2 separate regions of the Homo sapiens genome follow, and region 1 is linked to region 2. The links are chromatin loops, found by intact Hi-C in ENCODE. Cell type or tissue: PC-9. All regions are shown on one strand. Each heading gives the region's core, and the rest is flanking DNA. Links, peaks and the distances in the headings are about the cores only. Region 1 holds the start of LOC100505782 (a long non-coding RNA gene). Region 2 holds the start of LOC105371776 (a long non-coding RNA gene).

Region 1 (9,760 bases), core at 823-8,822, 600 kb before region 2:
TTTTTCTTTTAATGTGGGAAGAGAATCTCTTGAGTGAAGGTGAATGGGAATTTGTAAAGGATGAGATGTAGAATTTATCACTCTAGGATTCTGAGTTCATGCTTACTTAACTTCAGCACATAAAATTCCTAAATCGTAGTCACAAAAATCATGCTATTTTCATGAAAACCATGCAAAAACCGTGCTGAGTTTATGAAAGTTGCAGTATACTGAAACTTCTGGTGCAGTAAACAGGGCAAAAGGAATATTTCCTAACATCCTTGCCAAGGCAGTGTCTATCCACACAACAGCATCAACCTCTTATGCATATCTATTGTCACCTTTGATTATCCAGTTAAAGCTTCTGAAGAGCCTACATCTTAGTTTTGGAGACAAGAAGACAAGGAATGTCAAAATAGGGGTTACAGAAACCTGGCTAGATTCAGAGAAGACCTGTGGGGAGGTTGGACAACCAGAGGAAAGATCTTCTTTAGAACAGATCCTACTTTATCTAAAACATTCATAGCCAGTCCTCTGTTCTGTGGCCTAGTTTTTTTTTTTTTTTTTTTGAGACAAAGTCTCGCTCTGTCACCCAGGCTGGAGTGCAGTGGTGCAATCTCAGCTCACTGCAAACTCTGCCTCCCAGGTTCAAGTGATTCTCATGTCTCAGCTTCCTGAGTAGCTGGGATTACAAGTGTGCGCCACCACTCCTAGCTAACTTTTATATTTTTAGTAGAGATGGTGTTTCACCATGTTGCCCAGGCTGGTCTTGAACTCCTGACCTCAGGTGATCCATCTGCCTTGGTCTCCCAAAGTGCGGGGATTACAGGCATGAGCCACTGCGTCCGGCCAGATCTTCTTATTTATATTGGGCTAAGCATCATATCTGGCAAAATGAAAGCAAGTCTTTGTTATATGTTCAGTTTGCTACTGTCTTCCATCTCCTGGTTCCTTTGACTCTATGTCTTCATCCTTTTCCAAGAAGTCTCTTGCACATCTTCCTTCCCACACCACAAAAGCATCTCTTGCACGTTTGGGAGTTTGTGTTGTCCAGGCGGATGCTGTAGGTTCAACTTCAGCCAATAAAACTTCCTCTCACCTGAGGCTATAGGTGTCTCTGGGATCAGTAAGTCACTTACTGAGCCTACTTTCTTACCCCAGATTCTGTGCACCAAATCGGAGAACAATAGGCTGGTTGTGCAAATAGACAATGCCAAATTGGCTGCAGATGACTTCAGGACCAAGTGAGTTGGGGTTGGACAGGGATGGGAAGGAGCCAAGTGAGAGTTGGGGTTGGATGGGGATGGGACAATGCCAAGTTGGCTGCTTCTGTCTCATGTGGCATCGGATGTCATTGACCCAGACCCCAACCCAGTAGTTATAGCAGAAGAGAACAAAGGGCATTAAGCTCAAGATCCTGAAAAACTATCCGCTCTCCAGTGGTTTAGCATTAACAGTTTACAACATGTGCTAGAATGCATCATCCACCTGGTAAGCAACTTGTGAAGCAGGCGGGCAGGGATAGAATCTCCTCCACAGGTGGGGACCCTGAGGCTTGGGGTGCTGGTGTGACTTGCCAGAAGCCATGTGGGTACCGAGTGGCAGAGCTGGGACTTGGCCTTAAATTTTGTACCAAATTTTCCTTTCTTGAAGCAATTTCCTGTGAAACTGTTGCCTTAATAAGGATATGTTTCTGTGCTGCAGCTTGATTAATTTGTGAGTGCTGATAATTCATAGCAGAAATCATGCTCCATAGCCTAAGATGAAAACATGTGAAAGTCAAAGGGTTGACACCACCTGAGGAGGGTCTACCCTGGGTGCTGGAAGGGCATTGTGTTTTATCATCTTTCTTCGGGGCACTGTGCAAGTCTCACTCTTCTAGAGCTAAAGAAAGCCATTTCCTTCCTCTCATGCTGGCAATGTGGCTTTTACTCTAATAGGGAATCCAGGGTCCCTTTGGGTATGGGGCTTGTAGAGAGGGGCCTGCAGTGATTGCACTGTGTTGCAAATGCCTGGTTACTTTGCCACCTCCCTTTTGGGCCATTGTGTGTAAAGGCAGGTGCTGGCTGTGTGTCCATCACAGTATCCTCAGTACCAGCTGCTCCCCTTGGTTCATCTCAGGTGCTTAGTATTGACTGAGTGGGGAACATCCTGTTGCTTTCTGGGCTTTGAGCACACTACACAGGATAAGCCAACTCACAATTAGATGGCAAAGGGCAGGCCAGTGGACTTACAGCTGCGAGCTGGGAGTCATGTCCTGGTGCCCCTTCCTGCCCTCTAACTGTCACTCCTGCACTTTCCCTGTTACAGGTACGAGAGAGAGCGCTCGCTGCAACAGCTGGTGGAGGCTGACATCTGTGGCCTGCGCAGGGTGCTAGACAACCTCACCCTCGCCAAGTGTGACCTGGAGGCCCAGCTGGAGTCCCTGAAGGAGGAGCTGCTTTGCCTCAAGAAGAACCATGAGCAGGTGTGTGACCCTTGGTGTGATGCATTGAGACTTTCTGGAGGTGAATTCAGGCTCATCTGGGGGGAAAAAACGGAGGCTTCCTTCTGCTTGGGATTGAAGCTTTGCAGGTGAGCTCTGGCTTTTGGTGGGAGATTGCTTCTCATCCACAGCTTCTGGAAGCTGCTAGGCTGGTGCAGGCAGCGGTTTATCTTCAGAGGAGCACAGGGAAATTACTGGGGAGGATGGAAAGTGGGAGTTGAGAGTTTGGGTGAAGGGCAGTTGGGGGCCCTGCAGGCGGGTCATACTCCTCTGATGCCTACAGGAAGCCCACACTCTAAGGGGTCAGCTGGGAGACAAGCTCCGGATAGAGCTGGACATTGAGCCCACCATTGACCTGAGTAGAGTTCTGGGGGAGACGTGAGGCCAGTACGAGGCCATGGTGGAGACCAATCGCCAGGATGTGGAGCAGTGGTTCCAAGCCCAGGTGAGGGGGACTGCTAAGCAGTGGGGATTGGCCTCCATCTGGGCAGGTAGGTGACCATGTTTCTCTATGCTCCAGTCTGAAGGCATCAGCCTGCAGGCCATGTCCTGCTCTGAGGAGCTGCAGTGCTGCCAGTCAGAGATCCTGGAGTTGAGACGCTCGGTGAACGCCCTGGAGGTGGAGCTTCAGGCTCAGCACACACTGGTGAGTCCCTCTGCACGCATGGGAGACCCAGCTTGGCTCCCACTACCCATGAGTAGCTCTCTGGGGTCAGTACAGGCCTCGAATACCAACCACGGACTCAGCTTAAACCTTGGTTTCAACTCTTTTGGAAGCACTTCCCTGTAGATGTGGATGCTGAGTGAATCAACATTAACTTAGGTCAGAGGGCTCTGATCTTAAAGGTCTACCATGAAGTGTGTTAGTTATTCTGGCTGAAGACAGCTAAAGGGAGTTAGATTGCTCTCTGGACCTGGCAATGTCTTGGGGTGTCACAATCTTAAGAGGTTGGAGATCCATGATTTTTAACTTGCTTCCTCCTTTCTTTGATATTATAGAAGGACTGTCTACAGAACTCCCTGTGTGAAGCCGAGGACCGCTACCGCACAGAGCTGGCCCAGATGCAGAGCCTCATCAACAATGTGGAGGAACAGCTGTCTGAGATCCGGGCTGACCTGGAGCGGCAGAACCAGGAGTACCAGGTGCTGCTGGATGTGAAGGCCCGGCTGCAGAATGAGATTGCCACATACCGGAACCTTCTGGAGAGTGAGGACTGCAAGTACGTACCCTGTTGTCTATGTCAACACCGTGTGCAAAAACAGATAACTTCTCTTGGGAATGACCTAAAAGGAGCTCTGGAGGCCAGGTGGGGGTGGCATTGCAGATCCCATCTTTGGAGACAAACTTGCTACCACTAGGCCTGGTGAGCTAATGCCTGCCTAGGCGTAGGTGAGGGTGTACAGGAGTTTTCAGGTCATGGCATTTGTTTTGCTGACCACGTTGTGCTCCCAGTTGCTGGCTACTCCCATAGAGGGCTAAAATACTGAATGCCCAGCACATTCAGGTTTTGCTAAATTCTCTCCAGGAGAAGTATTCCAATAACGAGTATTCTTTGTGCTCATAGCATTTAAAGTATTGCTAAGGGCATGTGCACTGACTCTTTCATTTTAGTTCCACAATAGCCCTGTGAAAAGCATCAGAGGGCTGATATACCCCTTTAAGCACTAAGGAACACTATGAGGGGCTGTGTTTAAATGGAATCAGTGGCTGACATCTGGACCATTCTTGTTCCTCTGGCCTTTCTGCCTTTCTCTCTGCTGTGTTCCTTCCATATGGGACGTGACCCTGGCCTGGCACACAGGTACACTGAGTTCTGGCCCCAGCTCCACTGTGGACTGTGGGCACGTCATTGCCCCTTTCAGGCTTAGAGGGACCTCTAAGGTCTAAGGTCCTCTTTTGCACTTTAATTCTAAAGTGTCTATAATATACTTTTGTCTTTCACATACTTCTCATGCCAATGTTTCAAACACCTTTTTTCTCTATGCAGATTTCCCTGCAACCCGTGTGCAACCCCAGCCTTCAGCACTCCTAGTCCAGCCCCTGCAGCCTGCGCCCCCTGCTCCCGGGCCACCCATGGGCCCTGCTCATCAACTGGATACTGACACACTCCTCAGCCCGAGGTGCTGGGAAAGGGGAGGTGTCTTCAGCTCGTTAGGCTTTGCTCTGCAGGCCTGCTAACCTGGGCCTTGCCTCCCTGGCCAGCCAGGCAGGAGACTGAAGAGAGACAGTGCCACTCTGTGGATAGGTGTTTGAATCCAGCAGCTCAGCCCCTATGGCTGGATTTGTTTCTTCCCCTCAAGGTGTCCCAAGTGCTCCATTTTCTCTCTTCTGTTGCCTCCTGATCTCTCTGAGATGGGGCAGGCACTTTTGTTTTTATTTTGCTATTAAACTTCGCTTCTGCAGCAGAATGAGCCCAGTGCAGTCCAGCCTCAGCATCTCCGTCCCATGCTGAGAGCCTTGCTGGGAACTCCTTGAGCCACATGCTTCTGTAGACGGGGGTTGTGGCTGGCTCGCCAGAGTGGTTCTGGGAGATGGCAAAGCCAGTGAAGGCTAGAGTTAAAAATGGGACTGCGGCAAAGTGGCACAGAGGAGAGATACCCAACCTTGGACCTCACCAAGTGTATTTGGAGACAGATTTACAGATAGAGCTTTTAAAATATAGACGCTAAGTAAAATTTCCCTTTTATCTGGATAAGCCACCTGGTCCTTGTGTAAAGGAAGAGCTCAAATCTGCGGCACCACAGACCGTTGCAAAACTCTGAAAATATTAACTGATGGTAATCGCCATCAGTCTAGAAAGGCCCAAACAACCTGACCCGTCCAAGCTCCCCAGTAAGCTCCACTGGTAAGTCCTGGCAGCTGTCTGGCTTGGAATTTGTAGACAGTAGAACATGAATCAGAAGCCCCAGAACAGGTAACTTAAATTGAGCTTTTAGGATGACATGCCCATTATGAACAAGGCACTGGCTGGGGCTTCGCCGACATTGTGTCACAGGGCACCACATCAGCCCTGCAAAGAAGAAGCAGCTGTTATTATTCTCAGTTGGTTACTGAGTCAAGACTTGAAACCTAGTCTCTTTGAACCAGATCCAAAGCCCGTTCTTTGGAAGCTTTGAGGGGGAAACAAATTAAACATGAGAAGGTTTAGGACAGTGGTTCTTAAAGCGTGGTCCGCCAGCAGGTAGCACTGGCATTACCTGAGAACTTGCTAGACATGCACATTCTTGAGCACCACCCCTGACTTACTGAACCAGCATTCTGCTTTAGCATGACTTGCAGGTGATTCTGATGTTGGTTCAAGTTTGAGAAACACTGGGTTAGGAAGTTTATTTGAGGAATGAGCCCTTGACTAGCTAGACCCTCTACAGAAAGGGCTGGCCTTGCCGTCCTGATATGTCCTCCAGTGAGGAATCCCTCATACCATCAGATCAGGATAGAGCCTTTCTCTTTTACATTGCAAAACTCTGAAAATGTTACATGATAGTTATTTCTATCAGTCTAGAAAGGCCCAAACAAGCTGACCCATCCAACCTCCCCAGTAACCCCCATTGGTGAGTCCTTATGGCAACTGTCTGTCTTGGAATTTGCAGATGGTAGAACATGAATCAAAAGCTCCATATTTTGATAGCCGTGGCTGAGAATCAGCACATCTCCAGAATTCAGCATCACAGCTGGCCAGAGAAGAGAAGCAGTGAGTTCCCTATCCTTGGAGACAAGCAGAGGCTTCAGAATCACTGATGGGGATGTTGAGGGGAACACTTAGGGAACTGATGGGGCTGGTTGAGATGGCTGTAGCCCCCCTAACTCTGTGCGTCCCTGCTTTCTATGTCTTATTGATCAGTGAAACCACAGGCATTGAAGTGGAACCACCAAATCTACTTTAGGAGCTGGTTTTGGTCTTCCCTTTCCCTCTGTGAATTCTCTGAATCACTGTAGTTTGCTGAAAAATTTACAAGTACAGCTGGTTCTGGTTTAATCCAGGTCTTCCTGATACAGCGGTGTGGTGCTGGAGTGACCACAGTCCCGAGCCCCAAGGCTGGAGGGAGCTTAAGTGAGAATCTTGTTGCTCTGCCTCCAACTGCTCTCAAGCCCAGCGTCCTACTTGTTGGTCACTGCTCATGTACATAGGACTGATCTGCTTGAGAGACACTGGGATTTCCAGCATAGGAAGCCCAAGAAGGGTCAGAGGCTGCCACGCCCTCCCCTCCTCTGTTCTTTTTCTCAAGTGGTAAAACTGTTTTGGCACACGTGACACACCCCTTGGGCACCTACCCAAGAGAAGCTCTCAATAATGAAGAGCCATCTCGATTAGTCTTAATTTAGTACCTGACCCAGCTGCCCTCATCTCCTTTGTACTTAAATAGCTCCTTTCATCCAACAAGTTCAAAGCTGTCTAACAAAATAAACCCACTTATTCTTGCACCATGACGGCACAGGCAAGCATTGTCCTTCCCATTTAAGGGAGAGAGAGAGAAGGTGAGTCATTCAGTGGTTAAGGGATTCTGCTGGTGACATAAAGTGAGTCAGTGGGGCCCCAGGGTGATTGACCTGTGTTTCTTAAGTTCACATCCAGTGCTCTCTCATTTCTAATTAAAAGATTAGCTTTGATGAGACAGTACATGTGTGTGTGTGCACGCACATCTGTGTGTTTGTCGTGTGTGAAGAGTTTCCCTGGAAACCACAGAGGTCATCATTACCATCACCATCACCAGAATCATCATCATCATCATCATCAAATCATATAGCTTCACCATCATCATCATTGTCATAGAACCATATATCCATCAAGCTCTTACTATGAGCCAGGCGCTGGTCTAAATTATAGCTACAGTCATATGGGTAAACTCATTTAATCATTACAACAATCCTAGAAAGCCAATGCTATGGTTTTCTCATTTTGCAGACAAGTAGCCAAGACTCAGAGAGGCTAAGTAACATGCCCAAGGTCACACAGCTATTAGGTGGTGAAGCCAGGATTCAGATCCAAGCAGCCTGCCTCCAGCAACTGTGCTCTTAACTACTGTGCTTTACAGAGGCCAAGTCTCAGATTTTGTCAAAAGGATGATAGAATCATAATGACCCCATTGTTTTGATTCCTTTCCTTGAAGGAAATGAGTATGTTTATGTTAGAAGAAACGTTTCTGAGAATTTATGCCACAAAGGGTGGTACAAGGAATAAAAGTCCTTTAGTATCTCACAGGATCTTGAAGCTTGAGGACTCTGGCAATTTTAATAAACTAGGAGTTGACAAAGAAGCTCAACTCACTTCCTGCCATTTTAAAACCACCTTGTCTATTGAGAAAGAGGAGGAGGGAAACAGAATCCCTATAGATGTTCATTGTTTCACCATTTACAAAACACTTGTTAAAGTACTTTGTGTTGTATCCAAATGGAGGCCCCAAACAACCTTGAGAGAGGGGAACAGACATCACAATCCCCATCGTGCAGTGGGAGAAGTACAGGTGTAGGGAGGTGAAATGCCCCCTCTGCACCTCACAGCAGGTGAGGGGCAGCTCCACGCACTCAACCCCAAGTCTTCTCATTTCTTTTTCCCTGCTCTTTCCCTGTTCCCAACTGTGAGGGCCTTGCTGGAGGTACATGTGGATAAAACTTCACGTTCAGACCACTCTGAAATCCTGGATGGATTTTACGGGAAAGGTATCCTAGGGTCTGGGATCTCCCTAGGGGTGACCTTCTCGGTGCTGTCCCCAATCAGCATTTTAGACTCAGCTTCTGGCCTTTGGCCATTGCCTGGAGGCTCCCCCGTTTGATGCTGGTTATTGCATCCAAACCTCCCTTTCCCTTCCTTCCTCCCTGGTTCTTGGATATCCTATACAACCTGCCTCAGTCATTCACATTGGTCTCCAAGGCCCTCTGCCCTCAGGAGGTTTCTCTGGTCTCAAGGGGGCACAACTGTGTCCACTCACCAGCAGGACTGCGTGCTCCCTCCGTTTCCCTCCACCAGCCTTATTCCCCTTTCTATTTCCTCTGTCAATTTGCTTGATTTACTGTAGGTGCTTTTCTTTTTCTGCCCACACCACATCCCTGGAATGATTTCCTATGCTGCACCTGGCAAAAGCCTCTTTCATTTGCTTTGAAACTTACCTTGATGCCCATGGATCCTGTGGGGATGCCACAGGGCTGAAGCGATGGGCCATCACCACCGCCTCTCCTGTGGTCTCCAAAGCAACAAGAACCAGATGCCAAAACAATTCATTACCCTGCCTGGCTGAAGACTAGATTATTAAAGGGAACAAGATTCTAATGAGAACAGTTCTCTGAATTCTGCTTATGAGTCACTTAGAGAGCGAAGCACAAAAAACTCTTTGGGATCAAGTGCATAACCTGAAATGGCTTCATCCCCTCGCCGTGTGGCTGAAAATCATGAGCTGGATTGGAATGCCCTGAATGGGGTTTGGGTCAGGGGTGGGTGTAGGAAGAAATGGAGTGGGTAGGGGAAGGAGATATTTTTGGGGGAAGGCCCAATCACATTACATTATGCTAGCTGTGGACCTGTCTGCTCAGCAGGACTCAGAGTTCCTGGGGGCAGGGACATGACATACCCCCACTCCCCACCATGTCCCCTGCCCCTGGGACTGTGCCAAGCACACAGTAGATGTTCAACAAGTGACTAATGCCCATAATGTCACATGTACAGTTTTCTTTTTATTTATTTTTAATTTTTAGATGGGGTCTTGCTGTCGCCCAGGCTGGAGTGCCGAGGTGTGATCATGGCTCACTGTAACCTCAAATTCCTGGGCTCAAGCAATCATCCTGCCTCAGCCTCCAGAGCATCTGGAACTAAAATGTGCTCTACCAAGCCTGGCTCATTTTTAAATTTTATTTTATTTTTATTTTTTTAGATGGAGTTTCGCTTTTGTTGCCCAGGCTGGAGTGCAATGGCGTGATCTCCGCTCACCGCAACCTCCGCCTCCCGGGTTCAAGAGATTTTCCTGCCTCAGCCTCCCAAGTGTCTGGGATTACAGGCATGTGCCACCACGTCCGGCTAATTTTGAAACTCATTTTTAATTTTTTTTGTAGACATGGGGTCTTGCTATATTGCCCAGGCTAGTCTTGAACTCATGGGCTCAAGTGATTCTCCCACCTCAGCCTCCCAAAGTGCTGAGATTACAGATGCAAGCCACTGCACCCAGTACCCGTTTTCTATTTACACTGAATACAAACATATTTCTAAATGCCCATCTTACACCTTCTAAATATCTCCTTTCCTTAACTTCTGGCTATTTCTCATACATATTGAGGACCCATCTTGGCCGGAATTGTTCATAAAAAGA
Region 2 (9,760 bases), core at 1,055-9,054:
AAGCAAATGAAGATGTCACTATCCACTTCTCTACATTGTGGGGTGAACATTCTTTTCTCAGAATATCTTTTGAGCTGATTGAGAAGAGAGATTGACATAAAGATAAAATCAGAATGCCAATGTCATTCTTATATTAAATATGAGTTTAGTTTAATTCTTACTTTCTAATACAAAAACTTAAATAGAAGTTCTGACACCCTCTTCCTCCCACCCAGTGGGTTGCCTGCATCTCCTAAAAGTACATACTTTACTTGGAGACCAGTGCTCTGTAGTGCTTAGCCCTGCTCCTTCCTATATTTTGCCAGTAGTTCTGACTTACATTCCTTTTTTATAGCAAATATTTTGATTCACCCCCTTTACTATTGAGAAATGAAATTCATAGGTAATATATCCTTCCAACACACAGTTTATCCTAGTATACGGAGGAGGAGCAGGGGTGGGTACTATAAATATCACATGTACAAAACATATACTTATCACTTCTGTGTTTCATATATACATTTTTATATATCATATATAGAAACTGGCCGGGCATGGTGGCTCACACCTGTAATCCCAGCACTTTGGGAGGCTGAGGCGGGCAGACCATGAGGTCAGGAGTTTGAGACCAGCCTGGCCAACATGGTGAAACCCCATCTCCACCAAAAATATAAAAATTAGCCAGGTGTGGTGGCACATGCCTGTAATCCCAGCTACTCAGGAGGCTGAGGCAGGAGAATTGCTTGAACCCGGGAGGCGGAGGTTTCACTGAGCTGAGAGCACACCATTGCACTCCAGTCTGGGCAACAAGAGCAAGACTCCGTCTCAAAGAAAAAAAAAGAAAAGAAGATAAAGAAACTATGCATGGGAAGTTTATATTATCTATGATTATAATCTATAGTGTGTAGAAAGGTTAATGATAGATGTAAAAGAAAAACAGAAGGAAAGATAACTTGTAATAAAATTATTTGCATTTCAATATGGAAATGTTCGAGTATGATTGTACCAGAAGATGTAATGAAGTAGTCAAATGATTGCATCTATATGCAAAACCAGCGAGAATGCAAAAAGGTACAAATGAAGAGAGACTGATAAACGTGGGCACATCACTGACTTAAATACAATGAGCAGCAATGTTGTTGGTGATGGGATTTTTTAAACAACCCTTGATCAAATTCTGGGCAAAATAAGCTTAAGTACAATCTTCCTTGATTTATACAGCAATTACATTCCTAAAAAAATTCAGTTACAACTTTGCACACACACAAAAAAAAACTTTGTGTTTTTACATAACTTAGAACTCGTTTCCAGATTCAGGTAATTATAAACAGGTTTTTCACTTTCATGAATAGCTCATGGTTCAAAAGTCATGTGGAACACAGGACAATTCCTTGATGTCCAGGACTGTATCATGCATTTCATTATGTCTGGCATCCCTCCCCGACCCCAAATGCCAGCAACAACCCCTATCATTATGATGACCACATGTGTACACATTCACACATAGACACACACACTTCCAAAATATGCCCTCAGCAGCAGTACCCCTTGCACAGAGATTGAGGACTAGGCTTTCATTCCTGGTGTATCAAGAATCTCTACAGCGGCCAGATACAGTGGCTCACGCCTGTAATCCCAGCACTTTGGGAGGCCAAGGTGAGCAGATCACATGAGGGGAGGAGTTCAAGACCAGCCTGGGCAACATGGTGAAACCCCATCTCTACTAAAAAACACAAAATTTAGCCAGGCGTGGTGGCATGTGCCTGTAACCCCAACTACTCAGGAGGATGAGGCATGAGAATCCCTTGAACCTAGGAGGTGGAGGTTGCAGTCAGCCGAGATTGTGCCACTGTACCCTAGCCTGGACGACAGAGCGTAGGAAAAAATCTTGTCAGCATGTCCCTGGTAACACCTTGGGTAGTCCTTTTGTAAATTAGATTTTAATCTCAGCAAGGTTAGGTCTGTCTGCCTTACTCATAGGTAGCTGTAAACCCACACCTAGCACAATTCTCAACACACAAGCTGAGGCTCAATAAATATTGGTTAAGCCAGTGACAAAATCAGTGAGTCACCTACAAGTGAGTCCATGGACTACAAGACCTCCCAAGGCAAATCCAGGGATGCTGGGGTTTAAAAAAATGGAAAAAATAATTCATGCCATCCAGGCTCTCCCAAGTGCTAGGAACTTTTCTAGCTCTCCATCTTCATGACTTTCTTCATGGTAAACACCTAAACTCCGTTAAAGACTGCCCCCAATAATAGCAACTTCCCCCACAGCGGGTAATTTAGGGGCTTGAGACACTGGATCATAACCAGTGACGACACTTCTAGGTGCAAATCTGGGTAGTGTCACTCAAATGCTTTCCAATTCACTCACTGGTGCTATTTGTTCCCCTCTTTCTCAGGAACCAAGAGAAGGGCTGAAATAAACAGTTACCTATGGGAGCTTCATAAAAGCTGCAAATGCTGGTGCAAAAAAAACCCCTCACCACCATGAACAGAGCAGAGGAATGGTGTAGCAGAAACAGCTGTGTCCGACAACGGATGAAGCTGCTGAACTACATCAAGGGCTTGGTGCACCAGCTCTTTTCAGAACAATCATCCCCAGCACCTTGCCAGGAGGAGGGTAGGGATTTGGAGTCCCTGAGACTTTAATTCAGTGGGTGGGATACATTCATTCATTCATTCAACAAATATCATTGAGGCAGGCAATGTGCTAGGCCATGGAGATAATAAGTTAAGACATAGCCATTCCCTGTGATACATGCCATAGAAAATGTACATGTCGGGGGCTAAGGACCATGGACAAGGCACCGTGACATCCAAATCAGAATGGAATGTCAGGGAAGGTTTGCTAGAAGATGTGGCTCTTGAACTGAGCCTTGGTGGATGGTAGAAATTAAATATTTCAAAAGGTTGGGAAGAGCATTATAGAACAACTGGGGGCGTAGTTACAAATACTACACTGAGGTACCCAACTTCAAAACTGTGATCCATGTGATATCTCTACAGAATCTTTATTTCTTTGTTGTTGTTGCTGTTATTTGTTTTTGAGGTAAAGTCTCACTCTGTTGCCACAGCTCACTGCAGCCTCTACCTGCTGGGCTCGAGAAATCCTCCTATCTCATCTCCCGAATAGCTGACACCACAGATGCATGCCACCATGCCTCGCTAATTTTTTTTTTGAGATGATAGTCTCACTCTGTTACCCAGGCTGGAGTGCAGTGGCATGATCTTGGCACACTACAACCTCCAAATCCGGGGTTCAAGTGATTTTCACAACTCAGCCTCTTGAGTAGCTGGGATTACAGGTACACGTGGCCACCCCCAGCTAATTTTTGTATTTTTGGTAAAGACAGCGTTTTGCCATGTTGGCCAGGCTGGTCTCAAATTCCTGACCTCAAGTGATCCACTCACCTCAGCCTCCCAAAGTGCTGGGATTACAGGCATGAGCCACAGCACCCAGCCCAGAATCTTTATTTCTGATCAACATCGGTAGTAGGGTATTGATAGTTGGTGACATAATCCCAGAAGACAGCACAACACAGTAGAAACAACCATAGCTGCAAATGCTAGCACCATCACTCACCATTTGGAAACAATCAATTTCTTTGCCTTTTCTAGCTTCTAGAAGCCACATGCATGTCTTGGCTCATGGCCCCATCCTTCATCTTCAAAGACAGCAGCATAGCATCTTCCAATCTCCGTCTCTGCTTCCACTATCCCATTGCCTTTTCTGACTCTGACACTCCTTCCTCCTTCTAAGGACCCTTATGATTATATTGGGTCCACCCAGATAATCCAGGATAATCTCCCCATCTTAATATCTTTAATTTAATCACATCTGTAACGTTTCTTTTGCCATGGAAGGTAATGTATTCACAGGTTCTGGGGGTTAGGACGTGGACACCTTTGGTAGGGCCATTATTTTGCCTATCTCAAGAATCATCTTTAATTCTTCTCTATTCCTGTCCTCCCCATCCTTACCACAGCTATGTATTACCAGGTGCAATAAAGACATTCTCCAAAATTATCCCAATTCCATCCACTTCTATCTTAACTACCCTGGCTCATCTGAATTACTGCAACTGGCTTTGTAATGGTTTCCCCCGACACACTCTCACTCCCCTCCCATCCATTCTCCATCACTCATCTACTTAAACTTCTCAATGGCTTCCCTTTATGCTTGGGTTCAAATTCAAAATCCCTAGCCTGGTCCAATAAATCTCTTCATGGGCAGCCCTCTGCAGTCCTCTCTCCCTGCACACTCACCACCAGCAATAATGGTTTTCTTCCAGTTCCTTGAAGGCACCATACCCTTCTCTTCTCAAGCTAAAAGAAAAAAACTTTATTTTATTTATATTTTCTTCCCCTCCCAAAATGCCTCTTCGCCCACCCCCTTGCCTAGCAATCTCTTTCTCATCTTTCCAGTGTCTGCTTAATGTCATTTCTTCAAAAGGATTGCTTTAATCTAAATTAGGTCCTCCCCTAATAGTTCCATATTCCTTCCTTCCCTAATTTTTACAGCAATTTGTAATTTTATGCTTATTTGCTTAAGGCTCAACTCCCCAATAAACAATAAGTTCCATGAGAGTTGAGAAGGCCTCTATTTTCTTCCCCTTGGTACCACCTGCCACTAATGCAATGCCTGGCACATAATAGGTGTTCACTAGATCAAAAAAAAAAAAGTACTGGTCACTAGGCTTAGTACTTGGATGACAAAATAATCTGCACAGCAAATCCCCATGATATGAGTTTACCTGTATAACAAACCTGCACATGTATCCCTGAACCTAAAATAAACGTTTTAAAAAAATAGGTGATCACTAAATATTTCTTGACTGAACAAATGAGTGAATGAATGAATGACACCTGATAGCAGAACTGTAGCCAAAAATTTTATTTTGCTATTAATTCGAAATTCTGCAAAGAATTTGTAAGAAGACAAATTAAAGACATTAAAGACAGATTTTTGCATTGTTTGGTTTTCATTTCTCTACCTGACCTTAAGATAATTATGAACTGAAAGGACCACCTCACTGAGACACAAGGCGCGTTCTGGGCCTTGTCCATCCCGTTTCACACTGTGTATCCTTGAATGGTTCCTCTGTTTCCTTATCTTTAAAACAGGGAAAGAAAACCTCTCTCTTCCTAATTCCCACCTTCATTATAAGGTTCAAATGAGATCATATACAAGAAATCCCTTTGGAAGCTGTAAAGCAGCATATCAATGTAAGGCCATCGTGTCTTTGTACTTATCACACTCTGTAACTTCACAAAATTAAATGCTGAAGCTGCTTGTTTGCAGAGGTTTAATCATTTCCACCTGAGGACAGCAGGGACCCAGGCTGGAGAGGAGGTTCCGCCCCTGGCATCTGCGCGGCGAAATCCATATGTAAACGAGCCCTGCCCCCTGGTGGAAGGAGAAGGGTGAGCGTGCCCGGCAACTGGGATGGTCAGGATCCTAATGACAGACGCTGGCTGAAAAGGAGAATCCGCTTATTTAAGCATATACTTTTTAAAGAAATAGTTTGTCATTTTTTCTTTTTGTTGTTTTCATGTGTTTTTTAAATTAACAAATTATAATTGTGTATATTTATGTTGTACAACATGATGCTTTAAAATATATGTACTTTTTAAAGAAAACAAAAAAAAACCCAGGGTGATGTTTTAAAATATGTATACATTTTTAAAGGAAAAAAACCCAGTTTTCTTTTGATTAAGAAAAGTTAAAAAAAAGACAAAAAGAAAATACGTGTACATTGTGGAATGGCTCAGTCAAAGTAATTAACCCACACATCACCCCATATCTGTATCATCTTTTGTGGTGAAAACACTTAAATTCTACTCTCTTAGCAATTTTCAAGTATGCAATGCATTGTTGTTTCTTTTCTTGTTGTAAAATGGCCTTTTGGAAACATTTTACTTACTTATAAAGGATACAGACACGTTACACCAATGAGTTGTCTAATTATTATTTGGAGTTTAGTAATAAATGAGAGATTTGCAATTCTTTATACATTTTCATATTCTAATTCCTTATAGCTAAATCTCAGCAATTCAATTAGAATCATTTTACAACTCACGCGTGTTAAGACTATGGATGGTGTATGCTAGAAAATTTCAGCTTATATATTTCCCTATGTGTTACATGCGTTTTATTTAACTTTGTTATACTGTGTATATTGTGTACATACTGGACAAGTGAGTCCTAATTTTATAATATCTAGTCTCTAGATATTAAAGAGGTTGCCAATGTTTAAAAAAAGACTACAAATGGCAACATATAAAGTATTTGTATGAGCATGCATCATAGAGTAATTACTTATGTCTAAATATATTCACGGTGCCAGAATACCAAGGTCAACTTGAACATATGCCACGTTTTCACCTGGCCTATCCCTCACAGCTCTGAGCAAATTGTTCAACATTTCTGAGTCTCAGTTGCCCTGAACTGCCAAATAAGGGGCTAAATTAGGTGATGTCTAAGGCTCTTTGCAACTCTAAAAATATCCTACAACTTTGTCCAGAAAATGCATCTTAGAGGCCACACGCGAGCCACCCTCAGCACCAGCTAATCAGGCTCCAGACTGTTTAGGCCAAGGCAATTCCAGGAGACCACCCCTGACTATTCTGGTGGCAAAACAATTTTATACTTGTCATCACTCCCTGAACCCAGTCAAATCCAACCAAGTGGACTCAAAACCAGTCACGTCCAACCAAGTGTCTCCTGTCCCTTGTCCCTCCTTTTTCCTGCCCTGCCAACCCTCTTCATCCCCACCCTCCACAGCCATGGCCTCAAGAGGAAGGAGGCTTCTCCTTGGTCACCTCTCCTTCCCTTCCAGCCTGATGTCCCAGCCCTCCACACTCACACACCCAGTTAGGAACAACACCAATAGTAATAATAATGGCTTCCATTCATTGACAGTTTTCCATTTGCCAGGCACCGCACTAAGCATGATCTCATTTAGTTTTTCAACAAGCTTATGAGGTGGAAACTCTTTTTACCCACACTTTGACAATTACATGAACCTTTTCTGCAGACCTCTCTGCAAAATAGTTCAACTGAAATGATTCTTTAATAGCATTAACCACTTTCTGCTGAATTGTCCTAACAACTTTTTCTATCAGAAACTTATCCTTCATCCTCGATCTCCATTCCCATCTCTCTCCCCTTTCCTCTCATTTTCTCCCACATCTTTTCCTCTCATTTTCTCCCACATCTTTTCTTGTCATCTCCTCTCCATCCTCCTTCTTCACTTCCATCTCCTCTTCTGCTCCCACTTCCACACACCTAACATAAGGACTTCAAGGCAGAGTCTGTGTTCTCTAGATCCCCAATGCCACATCTAGCTTTGTGCCACTTAATTCTTATGCTAAGACTCCTCTTTTGAGGCAAATGCCATCCAATGGCCCCTCACCACATACACTCCCCTCTGCCTCATCATCCAAAAACCTTGACAATGGCTCACAGCCCACTTCCCTCCTGTCTCCTGCCATCATGAGAAACTTCACGCCTTTATAGATGGTACATTTAATGTCACAGACAGATAGTTCCTGACCTCCTACTCTCTTGCCTTTCAGGTCCAATCCACTTCTGACTTCTTGTTCCAGTGACTGTTGGTCCACTCCCATGACTACTCTGTGGACTTTGGTGACACCTGGAGTTGTGCCTACTTTAAAATTCTAAATTCTGGTTTCCACTATCCAATTTTAGCCTGTCATCCTTCACCTTTATCAATCTCCTCCTCACACTCCGCCTGCTCCATGACCTCATAAGGATACCCAATGACTCACCCTCTGCCCTTTTCTTCAGTCCATCTGTCCCTCTGGTTTTACTTTCTTCTTGCTATATGATCATACAGTCAATCGCCTCAATTGTTTTCTCAAGAACACCAGAAATTTCTTTGCCACTATTTCCTTCTTCTGGACCTGTCTTCAAATCCCAAAACCCACATCAATCTGATCATCATCCTTTCTATTCCTGCACCAGGATTACTTCCAAATATGCAGTTGAACATCATTATAAATGAGAGCTGGACCCTCCAATTTTCTTTTACTCATTGCTAGTCAAGTATTTTTCCAGTTCAGTATACATATTCTAAACAGTCATTCTTGCTATCAGTCACCTTCATCTGGAACATTCTGGCAACCCCTCAAATCCAGTTGGTCCAAACCTAAACTCAGTGTCTTCCTCCTCCTCTATTCCCCATCTCAGTGAATATTATGAGTTCCCAGAATCTAAAATTAATTACCTAAGAGTTATCCCCAATTCTGCCTTATTCCCTACTCTCCAAATTCAATCATATTACCATATGCTCTCAAAGCCATCTTCTCTGCATCCCCACTGCCTTCATCCTTCTCACCTGGACCATTATTCCAACCTTGTAATTGACCACCTTGTTTCATTTCAACCTGATCATTTTGCCCTCTGCTTTTTACTTAGGATTCATTACAAACTCTTTAGACCAGCACAGAAAGCTAACCATGATCCAGCCCCTGTCTGGACCTGACAATAGATTTCTTAAAGATTGTAATCACGCATTTTTCACTTCTGCATTTAGTTAACACTATGTCTTTCATTTTAGCACTTAGCATAGAGCACCAAACATCATAACCATGCTATTTTAAACAAAATAATAGGTCAATATTTGTGTCATTGTCCAAGATAATAAATAGATGTTATAATCATGGTAAGAACAGAGATGTCACTAGCCTCTGTTTTCTAAATAACACATTTTTTTCTGGTGGGATAAAATATCTGTTTCTGTAATTAGCAGTCCTTTATACCCCTCCATGGTAATTGAGACCCTACTGTACCTCACAGAACTCTATCATAATCTTACTTAACTTTATAAAAAATTTGATAATACCTGGCGCCAGATAATGACAGTATATGCCTAGGGTCTAGATGAAAGGAAAGGATTACTCACTCAAAATTAGAAGTTAAATTAATAAACTTAATATAGAACAAACCCTATTATATTTAAGATAAGAAATAGCCCAAAGCAACACCGAGGGATGTTAGACATTAATTATTTTTAAAATCACCCAATTATACATAATTTTATGCTAATCTAAGTGATGCCATTTTGCTTTTGGCATGTATAACTCAAATAGGAACGCCCCAATAATGATATATAAAAACCCAAAGAAATTATCAGTGCATGATATTCTGTTCTCTTGGGACATTACAGTTTTGCATAGACAAGGTGAACATTTCTCAAAACACCATGTCTCTCCAATTTTCTAATGGATCCAGGCATGTTTGCTTAAGGTCTGGAGCTGGATCTGTCAGACCCCTCAATGGAGGTGCAGGCTTTGCAGGCAGCAGTGCATGTGGTGGCTCTGTTGCTGGAAGTGAATTTTCCTGTGCCTTGGGAGGGGGCTTGGGCAGTGTTCCTGGTGGGAGCCATGCTGGTGGTGCCCTTGGAAATGCTGCTTGTATTGGCTTTGCTGGAAGCGAAGGGGGACTCCTCTCTGGAAATGAGAAGGTGACCATGCAAAATCTTAATGACCGCTTGGCATCCTACCTGGATAATGTGCGAGCTCTGGAGGAGGCAAATGCTGAATTAGAGAGAAAAATCAAGGGTTGGTATGAAAAATACGGACCTGGATCTTGCCGTGGACTTGATCATGACTATAGCAGATATCACCTAACAATTGAGGATCTTAAGAATAAGGTGAGAAATCACAGATTTGGAACTAACCCAAGTATTTAAAACTAAGAAATACCTAACAAAAGACATACAATAAGAAATGCTTCATGACTGTTATAACT

Evidence for each region. Peaks named below come from ENCODE experiments on the same cell type or tissue, not always from the same donor. Only the 100,000 strongest peaks of a DNase experiment are listed, where the experiment ranks them.
Region 1: it touches region 2 in a loop (9-fold over the local background); 3 of 110 quality-filtered maps call a loop at or near these places.

The regions. Positions count from the first base shown.
Region 1 is chr17:41,401,319-41,411,078 of GRCh38, reverse strand. LOC100505782 (a long non-coding RNA gene) reads right to left here and starts at 8,663. Exons shown (of 3, transcript NR_040111.1): 1 at 8,571-8,663; 2 at 762-2,658. It also overlaps the pseudogene KRT41P. RefSeq lists an enhancer at 6,190-7,389. In PC-9, for the core only: a CTCF peak has its summit at 4,723; DNase peaks (open chromatin) are centred at 4,698 and 6,908; H3K27ac peaks cover 2,638 bases.
Region 2 is chr17:40,799,346-40,809,105 of GRCh38, reverse strand. It overlaps LOC105371776 (a long non-coding RNA gene), which reads right to left and starts at 7,772. Exons shown (of 4, transcript XR_934753.2): 1 at 7,542-7,772. KRT28 (keratin 28) reads left to right here and starts at 9,147. Exons shown (of 8, transcript NM_181535.3): 1 at 9,147-9,662. The coding sequence starts at 9,213. In PC-9, for the core only: CTCF peaks have their summits at 5,208 and 5,408 (motif pointing left); a DNase peak (open chromatin) is centred at 5,345; H3K27ac peaks cover 488 bases.